2 separate regions of the Homo sapiens genome follow, and region 2 is linked to region 1. A link is an interaction called in ENCODE POLR2A ChIA-PET data of the cell type or tissue named here. Cell type or tissue: PC-9. All regions are shown on one strand.

Region 1 (8,000 bases):
GTTAGTTGCAGAGGCCAGAGATGTTGCTAAACATCCTACAATGTAGAATTCTCCCTACAACAAATAATTCTCTGTCCAAAAAATCAATAGCACTGAAGTTGAGAAACCCTGTTCCAAAGAGATCAAAAGGGAAACCAGGAAACCTTTGCCCTCCTTGGAAAGAGAAGTTTTAGTGGTTTCTGCAGTAGGTTGGTACATGGGATAGAAGTCAGGAAGTGAAGCCTGTGAGAGGACACTGCAGGTTTTTCCCAGTGGAGGTTGTTAAATAAGGAAGTCCTAAAATGAGAGGGGAGCCAGGGTTAGTGGAAGTTTCTTTTAGGAATGATAATTGGTGGTACCAAAGTATTTTAAAATGTTTGAATCAACTGAAGTTTTTATTTTTCATTTGGATGTTAGATGCCTTCGAAACTTTCATCTAAGCCATGTTAACAGTGTGTTATCTTGATGAAAGATCTTTACAGTTTCTGCTTCTTTAAAAGGGGAGAAAATAATGCTGCCTATTTATGGCCACATCTCATGATCGCACAGATTTAGCAAAGGAAAATACCCAAAGCGCCTTGATGTCTAATGTTGGATTCTCACCGTTAAATATTTTATGAAAATCTTTTGATCTTTTGTAATGTCACTCTGTAATCTTACTGCATTTCTGTAGGTAAATATCTGAATTATTCAAATTAGTTTATTAACAGTCTTTCATTTGTTAAATACAGATACTCCTTGAGTTATGCTTCTTGTACAATGAGTGACTGGCTGCTCATTATGTCTCAAAGAAAGGTTCCTCTCAGCACCCTTTTGTTTGAGAAAGGGGGGGTTTATGATACTAGGAGAAGTAAATGTGAAGTCATTACTGTCAGAATTGTCTTTTTTGTTGTTGTTTCCTTAAGAAGTTGTTTCTTAAGGGTTGCTTTGCCTCATGTGAGAAAGCCAGAGAGTGCTGTGGCAGAATGGGTCATTCTCTTCTTGTTGGAAGCCTGGCAGAGCCTGTGGCTGGTGGTAGGAAGGATTCTTTTTGCTCTAGCTGGTAAGTGGATGTCATAGCTGGAGGGCGGGGATTTTCTGATCATTTGACATTGGACAGTTATCAGCTGCAGCAGTTGGCGGGGACAAGTTCAGTCTTTTGTTTTGTAAGTGGAAGCAGCCAAGGCCATAGCAACAGATAACTGATTTCCTGACATCAGCAGGTCTAAGTTAGAAGTCAGTGCCAAACCATACTGTATGTTATCACATAGGGTATAAAGGGTTTTATGGGTTTCTCACAGAAATTAACCACCATTTATAGCATAATTTTCATGATATGTCCCATGTCCCAAACAATCAAATTAAAATTATTTTGGATCACAATCCATATGGGTTTGTTACTCTCTTTAGTCTGGATTTCTTCTAAAATCATTACAGTAGTGTTTCAGTTTTCATCTTCTTCTAGACTGTCTTCTCTGAGAGTCCAAATATGTGTCTTAATAATGATAGGAGTATAATTTTTATAAAATGCAAAAAGTTCTAACAACGGTTGGTTAATTAATGTGTCTCTATTGCAATATATGAGAGTAGATTCTCTCTGTTTATTTATTTGTATGCCCAGGGGCTCTGTCTACTGAACAATTTCTTGAAAAGGGTCTGCTCCGAAAGGGAAAATCACTTTCCTTTGTATAGTCTGAAGACAGTAAGTCTGGAAAACTGCTAACCCCAATTTTTCCCAGCAGAATATTGTATAAAATCCACTTACCACCCAAGTCCAAAATGAAATTTTTTTCCAATTATTATATGTAATTAAGCATATCCAGTTATTTTAACTTTTTGTACACGTGTTAACAACATTTTGTCTGATGATGATGAATATTCACCTTTATTTTTAATTAGCGCCAGTGAAACTGACCTTAGCTTGTGAAGTTGATGTATATACTGTCAACAGTGTCCCTGAACATCATCTCCCAGGATGAAGAAAGAATGCAGAGGGAGGGGCAAAACCACTCTTCCTCTGAATCTGTCAAGTTCCACTTTGGATTGTATCCAAGGCTGTGCTTTATTTACAAAGGCCATGGAAAATCAGTGGAGGAATGTGACTTAAAAAATCTTCCACAATTTTTAAAGAAACGTCATTCTTTTCTTGAATCATCACCGAAATACTGCGGAAAACCACTGAGCAAGGTTAGTACATGCCTTTTTGAAAATGACTTTTTTCATGGAACAAAAACTTAATGTTTCTAATGAAATAGAAAGTTTCTAATAAGAATTCTATATCTTAATTAGGTATGTATACTTTTAATAAATTGATTCAACATTGAACTGCTAAGTAGCATAACATAAATATCGTTGTTAATTTTTCTTTCATACATATCTTCCTAAAATACCATTTTTAATTTGTTCAGTATAGGAGTATTAGGCCAACCATTTTATTGGATTTAAGTGATTAATAATTTATTGCACTAATCACTTAGTCTATGGAAATATTTAATAAGCTTATCCTAATGCTTTTTTCAGATAAAACATTTTTACCTTAGAAAGTCCAAGTTAGTTTCTTTTCAGAAATTTTTTTTGTAATTTTCCTGTGTTCTAGAGACTGCCTAATTTTTTTAAAACTACATCAGACATAGTATTATATTCCTCTTTTCCCCAAATTCTATTCCTAGCCTAACCTGAATATCATAAACACAAAGTAATTTTATACTCTGTGGATTAGAGGTTGTGGTAAACTGCAGAAAACCCCCCATGGGGCAAATGATCAGATTTGAGAATTCAGTTTCTCCTCTAACAGAAGCAGTGAAAGCTGAACCCTAAATAACTGAAGTGGGGGATACAAATGATGTAATATCACATTAGAAGGGCTATGATGTTCTTGTAAATGGTGCTATGAAGAGTCCCTTCAAGTGTTCTATCAAAGGCAGGGTCTGGGGGTCCAAGATGGGCTGGGTTAAGAGAAAAGGCTCTCAGACAAAGTTAAGTTTGATATTTGTCTCTAAAACTGACTATGTGGCCTGGGACAAGTTTCTTCACCTCTTGAAGCCTTGGTTTCCTCACCTGTATGTTATTTACTTCATTAGATTGTTGGGAAAATGGAATAAGATAATTCATATAAAGAACGAAGCTTGAAAACTGTGTAGAAGACTCAATAAATGTTCCTGCTGTACCTGTTGCTGCTGCCCTTTGCTCCTCCTCGTTTACAAATGATTCGGGGAACTCAGAGCTTCGGTTACACCTGGGGGACTTCTTCCTCTGCCCCTGCTCTTTGCCTGTGCGCTTCTCCCTCTCTAAATCCCTCTCTCTCAATGGTTAGGGTGTTCTTAATTTAAAAGTTTTTCCCCAGCTATTTGCAGTAAAATATTTCCTTAACCCTTTCCTTAAAATACTTTCTTAAAACCAGCCTGGAAATGAAGGTTGATTCTGCTCTTTGAAGCGGGGGTTGGGGATTTCATAGTGGTACTAATTATACCTGCAGCTCAGCCTTCAGTTTACAAATTAAGAAATTCAGCTTGTAAGTTTGATAAGATTTGGAAATAACAACAAGGAACTAGAAAATGAATAGTTAACTATATAGCATATTGGTAACTGTTAAAGGGTTAAAACTAACTTTGTCATTCAATTGCTTCCTGGAAATAAAACCACTCAAATAAAACCTAAAAAAAAAAAAAAATTGACACTCCCATCTCACATTACTATAATGAAGGACTATACATTTCCTCATGCTTTTCCCTCAAATGTACATACTACTTTCAAATAGTTATCTAATATAGAGGGTGTGCACCATGCCAGGTTCCCAAGATACAAAGATAAATGCTACCATCCTTGAAGATGTTCACAGCCTCACAAACACACAGTCACTGGCAAGCAGTAATTATATAGTGTACACCAGAGAGGTTTGCTGTAAGCTAGCAGGGAGGCATTTTGTATTCATTGAAACTCCTGGTCCTTCCATAAGTTTTGATGGGGCATGGATGAATACTTCTTATGGGGAAGGAGAGAGTGTGTAGCTTCTCAAGGGAAAGAGGTTGAAGTGGTTGAATTGGTTTTGGACGGGTGGCAAGCAACAGGATATTCCAGGCACAAGGAACAGGATAAAAAGGATACAGCTTGTGGAGAGACGATCAGTAGCTTAGCTAGTGCTGAAGTGTAGAATGATGTCTGGTGGAAGTAGCGGAGAAAAGCTGGAAAAGTAGGTTGGGGCAAATCGTGAAGGGTCTGTACCCACTCCTCCCAAATGATTGTCATGCCGTACTGGTTTGATGAATAACAGCAACTCTGAGATTCTTAGTATGTTCTGGTTTTTCCTTCAGATATTCCTTTTAGACTGACATTCCTAGTAGTGGGGAGGGGAATCATTTCTGCTTTTTTATGTCACCCCTGCAACAGTACCTGGCAAAGATAGCGCCTGTCTTTGCTATTTAGTTACAGCTTTGCCAAGGTCAATGGTTGTCACTGTCCCTGAGTTTCTACCTTTCAGATAATTTTTACTCATCAAGGAATAGAAACAAATGTATTGGAAAGGAGCAAGTGTGACATAGTCTATGTCCTGAACCTGAAGATCAAGTCAGTATCAGCTGCCATCTTCCTCTTGGAATAGACTGGTAAGGCCTTGTTCACAGCCCATACGTCACATTTTTATTGAAAGCCTCTTCTGTGCAATGTGCTGGGGATGCAGCAGTGAACAACTCAGTGGGCTCCTGGAAAAGCTTAAATTTTGTTTTAAATACTGAAAAGCTCCTTTTAAGTATTAGCGAAGAGACAGTCATGTTTCTTTGGTATCTAAATCTTGTTAAAAGAGAAAATTGTTTTGCATGATCGGTTTATATCATATTGTATTCTAGTTAAATAAAGCTAGCATTATATTGCAAGATTGCTGCAAACCATAATAAATAGGAGTGAAGTGGGTTTGTAGAAGGTAATATTTTACTAGTTCCAAATCTGAGAGGTTAAAGATTAATCTGCTCTTTTTCCAAATACAACTTAGGTTTTTGCTCTTGTTTTTTGAGACAGAGTCTCATTCTGTCCCAGACTGGTGAGCAGTGGCCCGATCTCGGCTCACTGCAACTTCTGCCTCTGAGGTTTAAGCAATTCTCATGCCTTAACCTCCCGAGCAGCTGGGACTACAGAAGTGCGCCACCACACTCGGCTAATTTTTGTATTTTTAGTAGAGATGGTGTTTCATCATATTGGCCAGGCTGGTCACGAACTCCTGGCCTCAAGTGATCCGTCCGCCTCAGCCTCTCAAAGTGCTGGGCTTACAGTCGTGAGCCACTGCGCCCTGCTACAAATTACTTTTAATAAAATGACCATGGCCAGGCTTACTTATTCTTCAATGCGGCTTGCCTGAAGCTCAAAAAATCATCTTAAAGAGCCTATAGAATCCCTGAATCCCTATCCGTAAACAGTAGTATATGGATTGCAAAACAAGCCTTCTGGATTCTTCATGGCTTTATGGGTGTTGTCTGCTGTTGCTGTTTTGAGAAAGAGTGTACCCATTTTTAATTCTGCTCAATATATTGGTGGGAAGTTTAGAGATTAATGTTATGCAAACCTAAGCTTGAGGCAGTAATACTCAAGGTGCGGACAATACAGAAGCAGTGTATGTACTGTTTTGTTTTTGTTTTTGAGACGCTCTATCACCCAGGCTGGAGTGCGGTGGCGCGATCTCGCCTCACTGCAACCTCTGCCTCCGGGTTCAAACGATTCTCCTGCCTCATCCTCCCAAGTAGCTGGGATTACAGGCGTCCACCACCACGCCCGGCTAATTTTTTGTATTTTTAGTAGAGACAGGGGTTTCGCCACGTTGGCCATACTGGTCTCGAATTCCTGACCTCAGGTGATCCGCCTGCCTCAGCCTCCCAAAGTGCTGGGATTACAGGCGTGACCCACCGCGCCCGGCCCAGTTTTTAAGAGCGTATTTAGCAGAATTAGTTTCATTATACAAACCACAGAAAGCTGGGTAAAACCTTAAATGTCAGGCATCTGAAAAAACAGCGGCTTTCATCTAAAGGCAACTCGGAATGGCGGGGAGAAGGAAGAGGCTGTCAAAATTGCTCATTAAAAGAAAACGTGAGATAAAGCTATGAACACGGGGCTGCAGATATCAGTAATTAGTGCAAGGCGTCTGCCTTTAATTCAGTCGTGAGGAGTAAAGTGCAAGGTTGTGCCTAGAAAGGGCACAGAAAAAGGTTTAACTAGGGGAGAGGGAGTGGGTTTGAGAGCCGGAACGAAGCGAGCTGGCGGTGGGCGTGCGGAGTGGCAGCAACGCGAGAGGGAACGCGCTGGGGCTAGCGCGGAGGCCCAGAGCCCAGGCGGGGGAAAAGGTGCCGACCGGCTTCGAAGGGAGGCGACGGCCGAGACACACGGTCCGGCGCGAGCCAGGCGCCCCGCGACGTGCAATTTTATTTTGCAAAAGGTGCACCCAACGCCAGTCCCGGTAGAGTTGAACCCACCACGAGAGGGAGAGGGGGCGGGAGCGGGGGGCCGAGCGGCCGCGGGCTCCTCCCCCGGCGCCTCCGCTATCTGGGTCAGGACGCGACGGCCGCGGCGCGGGACCTTAGGACCCGCGGGCTCCAGGGCTACTGTCCGTCCGCCACTGCGCGCCAGCAGGTCCTGGTCTCCGCTCTCCAACAGCTGAAAGGCCGGCGCAGTGAACACAGGTGCGTGCGCAGTCTGGGAGGGGGCTGCTCAGCCGCTGGGGGCCGGACCGCGCCGGGGACTTGCGGAGGGAAGCGGAAATACTTGCGGTGGGGGCGACTGCACTTCCGGGTCGGTGTGTCCCTGGCGAAGCTTGAGCCTGCTAGCCAGCGGTGCTCTGCGTTCCCGGGGCTGGAGCAGCGGCCCATAGTGGCTTCCCGGGTTCATCCCTCGCTGACCCTGCGCCACGGAAGCCCTAGCCCCGGAGGTCGCTGGTATTTCCTCGCACGCGGACCCTTCTGGGGTGCGTGGGGAACAGGCAGTTTGCTGCCTCGGCCCGGCTGGTCCCTGCAAACCCCAAAGAATTTCAACAGAGACACTTGCTGGGCTCTCGCTCGGCTTTCAGCCTTGCGCAAACATTTTGTTTTTGTTTGTGTGGGGTTTTTTTTGCTCTCAGACTCCGTCTGTGCCTATTTCACACAAAAACGAAGGCCGGATTATCAGTGCTGCCAACATAGGGGAATGAGGCAAACACTTGGGAGCCCTAAATTTAAAATAAATTATAAAATACAAAAAAACCATGAAAACCTGATGAAATGAACAATAGAATTCACTTCGAAAGTACCAGGTTTTCCAGGACGCTGTAGGAAATCTGATCACTAGTTCAAGGTCTCAGTGCAATTCTCTTAGGAAACTTAAACCTCGGGCTTTTTTGTAATGTCTCTTTATCCTTGCAAAATTTGTCATACCTTCCCCGAGTTTATTAGAGTTATGCATTTTATATTTTTCTCCTCTAAGGGTCTGCTGATGAAGTTAATGAATATCTGTGCTAGATTTATGGTGAAAGCATTATAATTAATTTAGTAAAGCATAATTTCTACATCAAAAAATTAATTTTAAATAAAACTAGAACATGGAAATGAAATGTTTCTTCAGACATTTCTTCAGAAAACATTTCATATTCTATTTTCTTTAGAGTCAACATTTTGATGTCATTTTAGAATACTTGATTCTCATCTCAACCTTTAATATTACACAATAATACACATTAATTAAGTGCCATAATCTATATTAAAATGTCATTTTCCATTGTTATTTACTAGCACCTTACAAATTGAAACGTAACATAATACTTTGTATCTGATTATTAAAATATTAGAGTTTTAAAATCTGTTTGGTAAAGTTTTTAATTACTATATTTTTTTATACTACAAGTGTATACTATTAACATAATTAGAAGTATGAAAGCTAACAAGGCTGGAGGCAGTGGCCCATGCTGCTTATCCCAGCACTTTGAGAGGTGGAGGCAGGATTGCTTGGGCCCAGGAGTTCGGGACCAGCCTAGCAACATAGGGAGACTCACTCTCTACAAGTAATGTAAAAATTAGCCGGGCGTGGTTGCCCAC
Region 2 (8,000 bases), 160 kb after region 1:
AAGGAAAAAGGGGGGTTGTTCTCTGGCGGGCAGGAGTGGGGGTCACAAGGTACTCAATGGGGGAGCTTTTGAGCCAGGATGAGCCAGGAGAAGGAATTTCACAAGAAAATGTCATCAGTTAAGGCAGGAACAGGCCATTTTCACTTCTTTTGTGGTGGAATGTCATCAGTTAAGGCAGGAACCGGCGATCTGGATGTGTACGTGCAGGTCACAGGGGATATGATGGCTTTGCTTGGGCTCAGAGGGCTGACATTCCTGTCTTCTTATATTAATAAGAAAAATAAAACTAAATAGTGGTAAAGTTTTGGGACAGCGAAAATTTTTGGGGGTGGTATGGAGAGATAATGGGCGATGTTTCTCAGGGCTGCTTCAGCGGGATTAGGGGCGGTGTGGGAACCTAGAGTGGGAGAGATTAAGCTGAAGGAAGATTTTGTGGTAAGGGGTGATATTGTGGGGTTGTTAGAAGGAACATTTGTCATTTAGAATTATTGGTGATGGCCTGGATACAGTTTTGTATGAATTGAAAAACTAAATGGAATAAGAGAAGGAGAAAAACAGGTATAAAAGGTCTAAGAATTGGGACAACTCAGGACATCTGATTAGAGAGTGCCTAAGGAGATTCAGCACAGTCCTGCCAGCAAAGATTATTTATTTACTTCAAGAGTTAAGAGTGGCAGTTTGGGGATAGCACCAGGAGATATCAGCTGTGATGGCTTGGAGAAACAGCGTAAACCGGCAGTGTAAATAAGAGCAGGGCGTGTATGAGTAGTTGAGAACGGTGAATAGGAGTATGACTAGACAGAAGATAATAGGGATGATAAGTTTTTTTGGGGCACAGTCTAAGTTGGTCTGGTGTCTGGAATGAGACTGGGGCCTAATAAAAAGGAGCGTCTATACAGGAGCTCAAATGGGCTGTACCTTGTAGCATTCTGAGGACAGGTCTGACTTCTGAGAAAGGAAAGTCGTAAAAGTATTGTCCAGTCCTTTTTAAGTTGGTAGCTGAGCTTGGTGAGGTGTGTTTTTAAAAGACCTTTAGTCCGTTCTACTTTTCCTGAAGACGGAGGACCATAAGGGATATAAAGATTTCACTGAATACTAAGAGCCTGAAAAACTGCTTGGCTGATTTGACTAATAAAGGCTGGTCTGTTATCAGACTGTATAGAGGTGGGAAGGCTAAACTGAGGAATTATGTCTGACAGAAGGGAAGAAATGACTGCGGTGGCCTTCTCAGACCCTATAGGAAAGGCCTCTACCTATCCAGTGAAAGTGTCTATTTAGACTAAGAGGTATTTTAGTTTCCTGACTTGGGACATGTTGAGTAAAGCTAATTTGCCAGTCCTGGGTGGGGGCAAATCCTCAAGCTTGATGTGTAGGGAAGGAAGGGGCCTGAATAATCCCTGAGGAGTAGTAGAATAGCAGATGGAACACTGAGAAGTTATTTCCTTGAGGATAGATTTCCATGATAGAAAGGAAATGAGAGGTTCTAAGAGGCGGGCTAGTGGCTTGTACTATAGCATAGCCTGCCTTTGCTGGTGTGTGGCGATTAGGCCTGGTGGAACTGCCATCAATAAATCAAGCGTGATCAGGGTGAGGAACAGGAAAGAAGGAAATATGGGGAAATGGGGTGAATGTCAGGTGGATCAGAGAGATACAGTCATGGGGGTCAGGTGTGGTATCAGGAATAATGTGGGAGGCCGGATTGAAGTCCGGGCCAGGAACAATAGTAATTGTGGGACTTAACAAAGACTGAGTACAGCTGAAGGAGCCGGGGAGCAGAAAGTATATGCGTCAGGTGTGAGGAAGAAAATAGATTTTGGAAGTTATGAGAAATGTAGAGAGTGAGTTGAGCATAGTTTGTGATTTTTAGGGCCTCTAAAAGTATTAGGGCGGCAGCAGCCGCTGCATGGAGACATGAGGGCTAGGCTAAAACAGTAAGGTCAAGTTGTTTGCATAGGAAGGCTACAGGGTGCGGTCCTGGCTCTTGTGTAAGAATTCTGACCGCACTAACCATGCCTAGGAAGGAAAGGCGTTGTTGTTTTGTAAGGGATTGAGGTTTGGGAGATTAATCGGACACGATCAGCAGGGAAAGCACGTGTGTTTTTATGAGAATTATGCTGAGATAGGTAACAGATGAGGATGAAATTTGGGCTTGACTGAAGTAATGGGGGCTGTCTGTGAAGCCTTGCGGCAGTACAGCCCAGGTAATTTGCTGAGCCTAATGGGTGTCAGGGTCAGTCCAAGTGAAAGCAAAGAGAGGCTGGGATGACGGGTTCAAAGGAATAGTAAAGAAAGCATGTTTGAGATCCAAAACAGAATAATGGATTGTGGAGGGAGGTATTGAGGATAGGAGAGTATATGGGTTTGGCACCATGGGGTGGATAGGCAAAACAATTTGGTTGATAAGGCATAGATCCTGAACTAACTTGTAAGGCTTGCTTGGTTTTAGGACAGGTAAAATGGGGGAATGGTAAGGAGAGTTTATAGGCTTTAAAAGGCCATGCTGTAGCAGGCAAGTGATAACAGGCTTTAACCCTTTCAAAGCATGCTGTGGGATGGGATATTGGCATTAATCGGGGTAAAGGTGGTTAGGTTTTAATGAGATGGTAAGGGATGCATGATCGGTCACCAAGGAGGGAGTAGAGGTATCTTATATTTGTGGGTTAAGGTGGGGGAATATAAGAGGAGGACGCAAAGGAGGCTTTGGACTGGGAAGAAGGGCAGCAATGAGATGTAGCTGTAATCCAGGAATAGTCAGGGAAGCAGATAATTTAGTTAAAGTGGCTCGCCCTAATAAGGGAACTGGGCAGGTGTGGATAACTAAAATGAGTGCTTAAAAGAGTATTGTCTAAGTTGCCACCAGAGTTGGGGAGTTTTAAGAGGTTTAGAAGCCTGGCTGTCAATACCCACAACAGTTATGGAGGCAAGGGAAACAGGCCCTTGAAAAGAAGGTAATGTAGAGTGGGTAGCCTCCGTATTGATTAAGAAGGGGACGGACTTACTTTCCACTGTGAGAGTTACGCGAAGCTCGGCGTCTGTGATGGTCTAGGGGGCTTCCAAGGCAGTCGGGCAGCATCAGTCTTCAGCCGCTAAGCCAAGAAGATCTGGGAAGCAGTCAGAGAGCCTTGGGCCAGAGTTCCAGGGGCTCTGGGAGTGGCTGCCAGGTGAGTTGGACAGTCCGATTTCCAGTGGGGTCCCACACAGATGGGACATGGCTTAGGAGGAATCCTGGGCTGCAGGCATTCCTTGGCCTGGTGGCCAGATTTCTAGCACTTGTAGCAAGCTCCTAGGGGAGGAGGTTCTGGAGGAACGCCTGGCCGCTGCGGTTCAGGCGTTTGGAAGTTCTTGTGTGCTGGAGATGTGGCTGGGGTTTGTCTCACAGTGGAGGCAAGGAATTGCAACTTTTTTCTATTATTGTACACCTTGAAGGCGAGGTTAATTAAATCCTGTTGTGGGGTTTGAGTGCCAGATTCTAATTTTTGGAGTTTTATTTAATGTCGGGAGCAGATTGGGTAATAAAATGTATATTGAGAATAAGACGGCCTTTTGACCTTTTAGGGTCTAGGGCTGTAAAGCGTCTCAGGGCTGCTGCCAAAGGAGTCACGAACTGGGCTGGGTTTTTATGTTTGATGAAAACGCTATCTGATTTGGGATAAAGAAAAAGGAGCATTAACCTTGACTGTGCCTTTAGCTCCAGCCACCTTTTTAAGAGTCAATTGCTGGGCAGGTGGGGGAGGGCTAGTCACGAAACGAAACTGTAAGGCAGACCAGGTGTGAGGAGGGGAGGTGATAAAAGGATTATAGGGTGGAGGAGCGGAGGCTGAGGAAGAATTGGGACCTAGCTGGGCCTGGCGAGGAGCAGCCTGGGGAGGTGGGGAGAGGTCAGATGGGTCCGTAGAAAAGGAAGATTAGAAAGCCTCAGCGACGCTTGGGGTTGGGACTGAGGGGACAGGTGGGAGGGAAAGAAGGAAGATTTGGGATGAGTTGCATTGGGAACAGAGACTAGAGAGGGACCGATGTGTAAAAGAATGCCTGGATGTCAGGCACCTCAGACCATTTGCCCATTTTACAACAAGAATTATTTAGATCTTGTAGGATGGAAAAATTGAAAGTGCCGTTTTCCGGCTATTTGGAACTACTGTTGAGTTTGTATTGGGGTCAAGCGGCATTGCAGAAGAAAATAAGATGCTTAGATTTTAATTTAGGTGAGAGTTGAAGAGGTTTTAAGTTTTTGAGGACACAGGCTAAGGGAGAAGAAGGAGGAATGGAGGGTGGAAAGTTGCCCATAGTGAAGGAAGCAAGCTTAGAGAAAAGAGAGAGTAGAGACATGGAGGGAAGGGGTTTGGGGGTTCTTACCTTCCAGAAAAGCGGGAAAGGGGTTGGGGCACGGAGAAGAGGTTGGGGCACGGAAATAAGGGATGGGGGCACAGAGATTAGAGGTTGGGGTGTGGAAATAAGGGATTGGGGCACAGAGATATAAGAGGTTGGGGCGCGGAAATAAGAGATTGGGCGCAGAGATAAGAGGTCGGGGCACGGAAATAAGGGATTGGGGTGCAGAGATACGAGGTTGGGGTACTTGCCCCTCCTCTAGAAAAGCAGGACTTGCCGCTCAGGGTGAAGGAGAAGGGGTTGGGGATTTCTTGCCCCCCAGAAAGGAGGAGAAGGGGTAGAGACACGGAGAGAAGGGGTTGGGGTACTTGCCCCTTCCCCAGAAAAGCAGGACTTGCCGCTAAGGGTGAAGGACCAAGGCAGGCGTCCCTGCATGGTCTGACACCTCTGAAACCTGGGTGAATAATCATTGCAGTCCCTGCAATGATTAAACACCAAGGGAAGGCTGCCTTCCCAGTCCCTGACCGGCGCCGGAGTTTTGGGTCCACGGATAAAACGTGTCTCCTTTGTCTCTACCAGAAAATGAAAGGAATTGAAATTAAGAGAAGGGAGAGATTGAAGAGTGGAAAGGAGAAAGTGGTTGAAGGACAGTGAGAGAGGTTGGAGAAGAGAGTAAGAAGAGGCCGCTTACCCGATTTAAAATTGGTGAGATGTTCCTTGGGCTGGTCGGTCTGAGGACCTGAGGTCGTAGGTGGATCTTTCTCATGGAGCAAAGAACAGGAGGACAGGGGATTGCCCTCCCAAGGGAGGTCCCCCGATCCGACTCATGGCACCAAATTTCATGCATGTCCGTGTGAAGAGACCATCAAACAGGCTTTGTGTGAGCAATAAAGCTTTTAATCACCTGGGTGCAGGCGGGCTGAGTCCAAAAAGAGAGTCAGCCAAGGGAGACAGGTGGGGCCGTTTTATATGATTTGGGTAGGTAAAGGAAAAAGGGGGGTTGTTCTCTGGCAGGCAGGAGTGGGAGTCACAAGGTACTCAGTGGGGGAGCTTTTGAGCCAGGATGAGCCAGGAGAAGGAATTTCACAAGACAATGTCATCAGTTAAGGCAGGAACAGGCCATTTTCACTTCTTTTGTGGTGGAATGTCATCAGTTAAGGCAGGAACCGGCGATCTGGATGTGTGCGTGCAGGTCACAGGGGATATGATGGCTTAGCTTGGGCTCAGGGGCCTAACAATACAGGCTGACAAGGATTCTTTCTTTGTATTAAGCACTTTCTAGATTTCTTGGAGTGGTTAGCACCAAGGGTATTGGCTACCAATCCTCATTTCTATTAATATTATTTCATGTAGACAAATGTAGACAATTGATGTTTTCTCAATCCTATGTAAAGTTGGTGAGAAGGTGATTTAGAAGATTCTGCTATTTTTATTGACCTAAATTAATCTAAGAAAAGATAGTCACTTGCTAAGTAGTTGCAGCTTAAAACAAGTTTCCTACTCCTGCTCCCCTTCCAATCTCGTTGCCCATGAGCTCTGTCTGGTATTAGTGAAAGTGACAGAAATACATGTAGTGAAAGCTACATGTATTCTAGTTCCTCACCAAAATGCATATTTAGAGGTAAAGGGGTGTAATGTCTGCCACTTACCCTCAAATGGCTCAAGGAAAAAATAGAGGGGTTTGGGGAGAAGGAGAGGGAGAGAGAGGAGAATGAGAAAGTAAGTGTGGTCAATGTTAATTGGAGAATCTGGGTAAATGGGAGTTCTTTGTGATTCCTTGAAACTCTTCTGTAATTATATCAAAATTAAAAGTTAAATATAAGAACATAAAAAAAGATCTTCCCAACATTTTGATCTTACATTGCCTTCTTAGCTTCTCTTGAGGGTTTCTTGTAAGCAAGGACAGTGGAAAGAAAGTGGGATTAGTCTGCTGTTCAGGGTCCTGCATCTGATGTGTCACTCCTGGAGTTCAGGACTAATAAAAAGTTTGTGCTCAATTGCAGTCTTTCTCCTCAGCACTATGGATTATAACCTGTACTTTCTGTGCCGTCCTTGTTCTTTGAATGGCTTGAGTGTGTCTTGTCTCTTTTATCTTAGGCTTTCTTCAATTCCTTTTGAAAGCAGAAGAAATATGATATAAGGCAGTGTCATGCCCTTAGTTCTACTGTGCCCCTGTGTTAAGGGGCATAATCTACTCAGGGTTCTATGTGCTTCATAAATGCAGCAAATGGTGCTGTGCTTTAATGGTTTTTCCCAGCATCATTCCCAGTTCTTTCCTTTGGTTTGCTTCCTTCTGCCCTTTTCCTTCCCCTTGCTTCATCCTTCTTTCTTCTCTCTCATTCTGTCTCTCATTTTCCCTTTCTCTGGGTCCACTCCTATCTTCCTCACCCTCATTCCCTCAAGACCTCCACTCTCGTCTCAGGTGCCCCCTTTTCTGTTCTGCTGTCTCCCTTCCTCTCTTCATTCTCTCTCACACAGAAGAGTAAAGAGTCAGGGCAGAGGGGAAAAGAGTGAGGGAAATAAGAAGGGGGAGCAGAGAGATACAGCAACTAAGAAAAAGAAAAAGAAAAAAATACCCAGCCCTGGGGCTAAAAGATAGTCACGGTGGTCAGTCACTTTGTCTGGGCTCTCAACTGGTGTACTTACCTCTCCTGCTCAACGTTTGAGCATGTGCCTCTGCTGCTTAATATTTGTGGGGTGAAGCTCCCACCGACTTGGCACAGTGATGATTCCATACGAAGGGAAGGGACGCCAGGGTCTGTGGTTGTTTTTGTACGTTTGTTCTCTGAGCTTCTACTACCACCTACTCTACTTCCTGAAATAGACTTTTCTCTCCTCCTTTTCCTTCTCCTTCTTCTTTCTTTTTTTTTCAGAGTCTTGCTCTGTTGCCCAGGCTGGAGTGCAGTGGCACCATCTCGACTCACTGTAGCCTCCACCTGCCATGTTCAAGCGATTCACCTGCCTCAGCCTCCCCAGTAGCTGGGACTACAGGGGTGCACCACCATGCCTGGCTAATTTTTGTATTTTTAGTAAAGGCAGGGTTTCACCATGTTGGCCAGGCTGGTCTCAAACTCCTGACATCAGGTGATCCACCTGCCTCGGCCTCCCAAAGTGCTGGGATTACAACCATGAGCCACTGCGCCCAGCCTGAAATCAACTTTTCTAACAGTGAAAGAGGGAGCCTACTGTCCACAACTTTGGTCAATAGGGAAACACTTTACTTCCCTAATTCTTTGACCAACCATAGAAAACCTTTAGGCAGATAAAGGATACTAGTTTTCCTTTTTATTTTCATTTTCTAAAAATAAATATTTACCAGGTTACCAAGAAAATACATAAAGCAACAAGTAAAACACCCCACCACCAAAAGAATGTACATTTGGGCTCAGCTAAGATCACAACATCTAGCCATGGACATGTTGACTGGTACAGCCTCCAGGTTTTTGGATGGTTAGCATCCAGATTCTAGTCTTTCTTTCTCTCTCTGTCTGTCTGTCTGTCTGTCTGTCTGTCTGTCTGTCTGTCTCTCTCTCTCTCTCTCTCTCTCTCTCTCTCTCTCTCTCTCCCTCTCTCCCTCTCTCCCTCTCTCCCTCTCTCCCTCTCTCCCTCTCTCTCTCTCTCCCTCTCTCTCTCTCCATTCACCTCTTAGTTTTTAGCATTAGATCTGCATTCCC

The links. ChIA-PET counts read pairs that join two places held together with the same protein. Peaks named below come from ENCODE experiments on the same cell type or tissue, not always from the same donor. Only the 100,000 strongest peaks of a DNase experiment are listed, where the experiment ranks them.
Region 2: POLR2A ChIA-PET joins it to region 1 with 22 read pairs; 6 of 35 experiments call an interaction of 5 or more read pairs at or near these places.

The regions. Positions count from the first base shown.
Region 1 is chr2:37,918,809-37,926,808 of GRCh38, forward strand. It overlaps RMDN2 (regulator of microtubule dynamics 2), which reads left to right and starts at 6,479. Exons shown (of 11, transcript NM_001170791.3): 1 at 6,479-6,617. RefSeq lists a silencer at 6,294-6,533. In PC-9, no CTCF peak of the experiment used is centred here; DNase peaks (open chromatin) are centred at 143 and 6,733; H3K4me3 peaks cover 2,485 bases; H3K27ac peaks cover 1,740 bases.
Region 2 is chr2:38,080,950-38,088,949 of GRCh38, forward strand. No RefSeq gene overlaps it. Among named protein-coding and RNA genes, the nearest start is that of CYP1B1, 8.8 kb to the left of the region's middle. In PC-9, no CTCF peak of the experiment used is centred here; no DNase peak of the experiment used is centred here; H3K27ac peaks cover 1,182 bases.